2 separate regions of the Homo sapiens genome follow, and region 2 is linked to region 1. Evidence: chromatin contacts called from ENCODE Hi-C or POLR2A ChIA-PET data. All regions are on one chromosome and are shown on one strand. Each heading gives the region's core, a stretch centred on a gene start or an enhancer-like site at or near the end of the contact. The rest is flanking DNA. Distances are from core to core; before and after follow the strand shown.

The links. Hi-C counts contacts between places; a loop is a spot of excess contacts on that map. ChIA-PET counts read pairs that join two places held with the same protein, here RNA polymerase II (POLR2A). Pooled maps may share reads with other maps.
Region 2: a loop to region 1 is called in a pooled map, with 7 times the contacts of the local background. The contact joins the promoter of GP5 here to the promoter of FAM43A in region 1. A Hi-C loop is called at or near these places in 3 of 50 pooled maps. POLR2A ChIA-PET finds 5 or more read pairs at or near these places in 3 of 52 experiments (CD4-positive, alpha-beta T cell, GM10248 and naive thymus-derived CD4-positive, alpha-beta T cell).

Annotation. Positions count from the first base shown.
Region 1 is chr3:194,684,128-194,687,167 of GRCh38, forward strand. It overlaps FAM43A (family with sequence similarity 43 member A), which reads left to right and starts at 1,756. Exons shown (of 1, transcript NM_153690.5): 1 at 1,756-3,040. The coding sequence starts at 2,700. It overlaps LOC124909474, which reads right to left and starts at 2,782. Exons shown (of 3, transcript XM_047449428.1): 1 at 1,733-2,782; 2 at 1,211-1,291. The coding sequence starts at 2,126. RefSeq lists enhancers at 1,486-1,845, 2,597-3,040 and a silencer at 2,586-2,775.
Region 2 is chr3:194,397,932-194,401,166 of GRCh38, forward strand. GP5 (glycoprotein V platelet) reads right to left here and starts at 1,335. Exons shown (of 2, transcript NM_004488.2): 1 at 1,307-1,335; 2 at 1-353. The coding sequence starts at 351. RefSeq lists enhancers at 2,165-2,718, 2,719-3,235.

The DNA.
Region 1 (3,040 bases), core at 506-3,005:
CATGCATTTTCATGCTTCTGTAATTTTGCTACCCTCTATACCCATAAAGCCCTTCAGTCTTTTCCTATTTGGATAAATTCTGTTTATCTTTCAAAGGTCACCACCTCCATGAAGCCTTTTCTGATTTTCCTAGTCACAATGAATGCTTTCTTCCTCCAGCTTCTCATAGTGCTTTGAGTCTTTCTCATAGCATTTAGCCCACTCTGTCTTCTTGTCCACATGCATATCTTGCTCATTAATTCTAGTTACTGAGTGCCTATTTGTACCATATTGGGGATACAGGGTACTTGCAGAGAACCCACAGTCCAGTGGAAACCCAGAGTTGGGTAGAGTTTACAACCTTCATTGGACTAGGAGGCAGGAATCCCGTCTGCTCCTAGCTCAGGGCCGGGCACCAAAAGGTAGTCAGAAAAGTAACTTAAATGGAAACTCAGCAAAGTAACTTAAATGGAAACTCAGCATCAACGACTCTGAGAAAATTGAGTTAGATTTCAAAGGAAGGTTAAAAGTTGGCAAAGGTAGAGGGTGGGCAGGGGTCAGTTTTATTTTGTTGGAATATCCCAAGGGAATTTCCAGGTATGGTTGCAGTGACTCTGGCATGAAGACCTGGCGTGGAAGCCAGAGACATCAAAGATCCCCAGGGGACTGGGATGGTGGGAAGGGATCACTGTCCTCCTCCAGGACCAGGCTGGGAGTTTGATGCAGGATCATTCGGACATTGATCCCACTCCAGCCATACGTCTTTTTGCTTTGACTGACCATACCATAGAGGCAAGCAGGCTGTTTCAAGGGCCCAGAAATGAGTTACTGGCTAAGGGTCAAGCCGGTCAGAAGACAACTACACTGTCCAGTTGGCACATGATAAAAGCAATACTGATGCAATTATCACTCCCATTGGAGGGTGGCCTGGCATTATTTGTCACTTAAATAAAAAACGTCATTTGAATTTTTACTAGGAATTCTCATCCAAAATATGTCAATGATAGAATGAAACCGCATGACCGGCTTGCCAAAGTAAACTAAGTCCTAACGACACACGAGCATTAGAAATTGTGTGTATCTCAGAAAACTGCTCTACCCTGAGGCCTGACAGCAGGAGGGGGTCTTGCCGGGGTTCGGACGGGGAAAAGCCTTATTCATTGACGGTATTCTACAGTAGTCACCCCAATCATGTTACCACTCACCTCACTTTACACTGTCTGCTGCTTACCTGTGAATACGAGCTCAAGATAGTGAGAGATAAGCCTTGGTGTTTTCTGTGCCTCTCTCTTTTCTTTAATGGAATACAATTCTGAAAATAATATTAAACAGCACCCAGTCATTCTCAGAAAGCCGTCACACAAGGAAGAAACCACTATTTTCCCAAACTTTTTGTACAGGAAATTATAATCTGTAATCTCATCTTCTGCCACCTCCCTCAGAAGTTTCGATCTAGACATACATGTATTCAGTGAGTGGCAATTCAGCCTGGGGGGTGGAGTGTCAGGATTCAAATCTTTTTGCTGCGGGGTAACCCCAGGTCCCAGTGATTTCCATAGACAAAAGAGATGCTGGTAAATTTGGGATGTAATTGGAGGATTGGACCGGTCTCCCCGCTCCCTCGACCAATGGCTGTCACGCGGTCCCTTTAAGAAACCAGGAATCCGCCCGGAGTCGGAGCCCAAAACAGATCCTCTTCTCTGCTCCTCCCCTGTCCCCGCGCGGCGAATGGTTCGCGCCGGCCTATATTTACCCGAGATCTTCCTCCCGGACGGCAAGGATGTGAGGCAGGCGAGCCGGACGCCGCTCGCAGCACCGGAGAGGGCGCACTGCAAAGGCGGGCAGCAGACCGTGGAGAGCCCGGGAGCGGAGCTGGACACCGCCTCGGAGGGAAGAAATGAGGTAGCGGCGGTTCCCGGACCCGGCCATGCCCGTCCCCTGTTCTCGGAGCCCAGCGCCGTCTCGGCCAGGCCAGCCCGGACACTGAGCGGGCCGAGCGCGAGTCCCCGGCGTCCGGCGGAGCGAAGATGCAGTGAGTCCCCGCGGGACTGCTGCGCGGGGCCCGCCGCGGCCAGCCGGACCCAGCATCCGACCGCACTTTGGGCGAGCTGCTGACTTGAGACCAGCCCAAACGGGGGGCTTTCCATCTCCAGCACCCCTCGGAGGTGGGGAGCACCGGCCCCTAGGCACACTCGCTGTAGAGTTTCCGCGGGTTTTGGCCCCAGTCCTGAGGGTTGTGTGTGTTAGGGGACCCACCTCACGTTCGCCGAGGAGTTCCTGCATATTCTTGCACCATCCCGGGTGCTGTTGCTGGGGCTCTCTTTATTTGCACGCGCGCTTCTAGCTTTTTTCCTGACATTTTCCACTCTACGCTCGTTCTTTCTCCCTTGCATTTTGTTGCTTGCCTGAGACTCTTTGCTCTCGCCCTTGCCCAGGCTGGGGTAATTCTGTGTGCGCGCGTGTCTCCCCCGCACCAACCTTTTTTGCACACTCGAAGCTGAATATTTTCTTTTTTAGAGAATTTACCCGCACCTCCTGCGGGGTTCCTAAGCACTCTCTCTGCTCCCCTCCCCCCAACTCCCTACCACAGGGCCGCTCCCAGTAGTTTTATTCTTCGATCTTGCCCGGGCCGAGCCTGGCAGGGGCCGGTGGCTCAGCGGGCCTCGCACCCGGCGCTCCGCCGCCGCCGCCGCCCAGCTGCGCCGGGGCGCCCTCCGGAGATGCTGCCGTGGAAGAAGCACAAGTTCGAGCTGCTGGCCGAGGCGCCGCCGCGGCAGGCGTCCAAGCCCAAGGGCTACGCTGTGAGCCTGCACTACTCGGCGCTCAGCTCGCTGGCGCGGGCGTGCCCCGAAGGCGCGCTTAGCCGGGTGGGCAGCATGTTCCGCTCCAAGCGCAAGAAGCTGCACATCACTAGCGAGGACCCAACTTACACCGTGCTCTACCTGGGCAATGCCACCACCATCCAGGCGCGCGGCGACGGCTGCACCGACCTTGCTGTGGGCAAGATCTGGAGCAAGAGCGAGGCGGGCCGTCAGGGCACCAAGATGAAGCTGACGGTGAG
Region 2 (3,235 bases), core at 85-2,584, 290 kb before region 1:
CAGCGCACCTGGAAGATGCGTGATTTTGTTGCGCGACAGCCTCAGGGTTTTCAGTTTTATCAGGTCACTGAAGGTGCCGGGGGCAACGGCGGAAATGTGGCTGTCGGAGATCATGAGGCGCTGCAGGACGGTCATGCCGCTGAAGCTCTGGCTCTGCAGGACGCCGCGGCCCATTCCGAAGAGCAGGATGTGCGTGAGGTTGGTGGGCAGGCCTAGCGCGGAGATGCGCGCCACGTCGCCCCCCGAGCACTGCGCGGCGTCCCGGAAGACACACTTGCAAGCTGGCGGACAGGGGAAGGGCTGGGCGCGCAGAAGCCCGAGCACCGCGCACAGTAGAGTCCCCCTCAGCATGTCTGAAAAAGCAACCGTGGGAGTGTGGTCAACACACAGGAGCGTTCGCGCCTGTACTGAACCCTGGGATCCTGCACTTTGTGCAGAGGCACAATCCTTTCGCCAGAATTCTCACTCCCTCTTTTCTTAGGACTACAGATTTCCCTACGTGGTGAAAAGACACTCATTCTACACTGCGTGGCCTCATGCTTTTGCTTTATTGATTTTCCACTCTCAGTTTAAAGCATTGAGATTACAGAGTTTTCAAGCTACCGAATAGCCAATACTTTAAAGTCCTTACATAGAGAATTAAAATAATCATTCTCACATTCAAGCTCACAGACATCACAAAGCAATGTCCATTGTGAAAACGGCTCTGCTCTTGACTTTATAACTTACCCTGCATTGGCTATAACCAACAGTCAAGAAGGGAACAGCAAAGTCTGCAGCCACCACCATCTGATTCTTTTGCTCACAATCATGCTATTTCCACAGTACCAAGTTACTCTATTAAAGGACACCCCCAAAACAGCGAACACCTTCAATCAACAGCCAACAAAAGCATATAATAATACCTATCACTTTACGCCATGCATTGTTCTCAGCTCTTTATTTATACTACATGCATTTAATCCTTACAATAACCTTAGGAGGTAAGTATATTATCCCCGATTCAAGGATGAAGGCACAGAGGCACAGAAAGGCTCAACAGTATAACTAGGGTCACATAGAATTTGAGGGTAGTATTTCTGACTTAGCCATAAAGAGCTACTATTTCTAAGATGCTTAACTAAAGGTAATACTCACGGCACTGAATTTTCTGGGAAATGCACACCATACTACTAACCTGCCAAAACAATGTTTCCTAAGCGAAATTTTACATAAATTGCTTCTCGTGCAATTTTACTTCTCATGCACACACAGACTAAAGAGCCCTCTAATTTCCTATACTAATGTTTAAAATATTTGGCCTTACCTGAAATGGTTCTGCACTCCAAAGTAACTGAAAGACTTAGAGCTCTGCATGTGATTCGACACTTTCCACAGGAAGAGGGTGGTATCCTTGCATCCTGAGGATAAAGACTTTACCAGAGTAGGTCAGGAAAGGACCCTATCTCAGAGCCCTTGTTCTGGTTTTTAATGACAAATATCTTCAAACCGAGAGACCATATATAACCTGATTCCTACTGTCAAAGCCAAGAGCAGTGGGGAGAGTTTTTCCATAAATGGCACAATATAACTCTATGATGCCAGGGAAGTTCAGTGATACAGCTGGATCACTGCAGTAGCCACACCCCTAGATGGGCCACACTTCCCCTGGGTCTTCCTTTTCATGCCACATGGCCCTAATTTCCCACCCAGGTTTTTTTTTTTTTTTTTTTTTTTTTTTTTTTTTTTTTTGGTATGTGTTGTTTTTCTTTCTCCGCTTAGCAATAAAGCTAAGAACATTCTCAAATCCTCCATTTTTTTCTTCCTTTTGGGACTAATAAGGCTAAGAACATCTTTGAACTTGTTCAACAATGGCATTGCTAGGTTGCAGGATGCTCACTTGTTGTTTTTTTGGTGGGGGAGGGGGACTCTGTCGCCCAGGCTGGGGTGCAGTGGTGCGATCTCGGCTCACTGCAACCTCCTGCTCCCTGGTTCAAGCAATTCTCCTGCCTCGGCCTCACAAGTAGCTGGGATTACAGGCACACACCATCACGCCCAGCTAATTTTTTGTATTTTAGTAGAGACGGGGTTTTACCGTGTTGCCCTGGCTGGTCTTGAACTCCTGAGCTCAGGCAATCCGCCCGCCTCGGCCTCCCAAACTGCTGGGATTACAGGCATGAGCCACCACGCCCGGCCGCTCACATGTTCAGTTTAACTGGGGAAAGTCAAACTGCTCTCCAAAGTGGTTGTGTTGGTCTACGATGACACCTGCCATTTGTGAGAGTTCCTGTGCTTCCTCTCTGCCCACACGTGGCACTTCCTGCTTTTTGCCATTTCTATGAAAGATATCTCAGCATGATTTTAACTTTTCCTTTCCCTGTTTAATGATGAACTTGAACACCTTTTCACATAATTAAGGCCCACTTGTGCTTCATTTGAGAAAGCTGGGTTTCCTTTTGCCCATTTGTCTATAGGCAAAACGTGTCTACGTGTCTTTTGAACACACTGATAATGCTGTCTGCATTAAGACTTCCGGCCAGCCGCCCTGTCCGGGAGGGAGGTGGGGGGGTCAGCCCCCCGCCCGGCCGGCCGCCCCATCCGGGAGGTGAGGGGCGCCTCTGCCCGGCCGCCCCTACTGGGAAGTGAGGACCCCTCTGCCCGGCCAGCCGCCCCATCCGGGAGGTGGGGGGCGCTTCTGCCCGGCCGCCCCTACTGGGAAGTGAGGAGCCCCTCTGCCCGGCCACGACCCCGTCTGGGAGGTGTGCCTAGCGGCTCATTGGGGATGGGCCATGATGACAATGGCAGTTTTGTGGAATAGAAAGGCGGGAAGGGTGGGGAAAAAATTGAGAAATCGGATGGTTGCCGGGTCTGTGTGGATAGAAGTAGACATGGGAGACTTTTCATTTTGTTCTGTACTAAGAAAAATTCTTCTGCCTTGGGATCCTGTTGATCTGTGACCTTATCCCCAACCCTGTGCTCTCTGAAACATGTGCTGTGTCCACTCAGGGTTAAATGGATTAAGGGCGGTGCAAGATGTGCTTTGTTAAACAGATGCTTGAAGGCAGCATGCTCGTTAAGAGTCATCACCACTCCCTAATCTCAAGTACCCAGGGACACAAACACTGCGGAAGGCCGCAGGGTCCTCTGCCTAGGAAAACCAGAGACCTTTGTTCACTTGTTTATCTGCTGACCTTCCCTCCACTGTTGTCCTATGACCCTGCCAAATCCCCCTCTGCGAGAAACACCCAAGAATGAT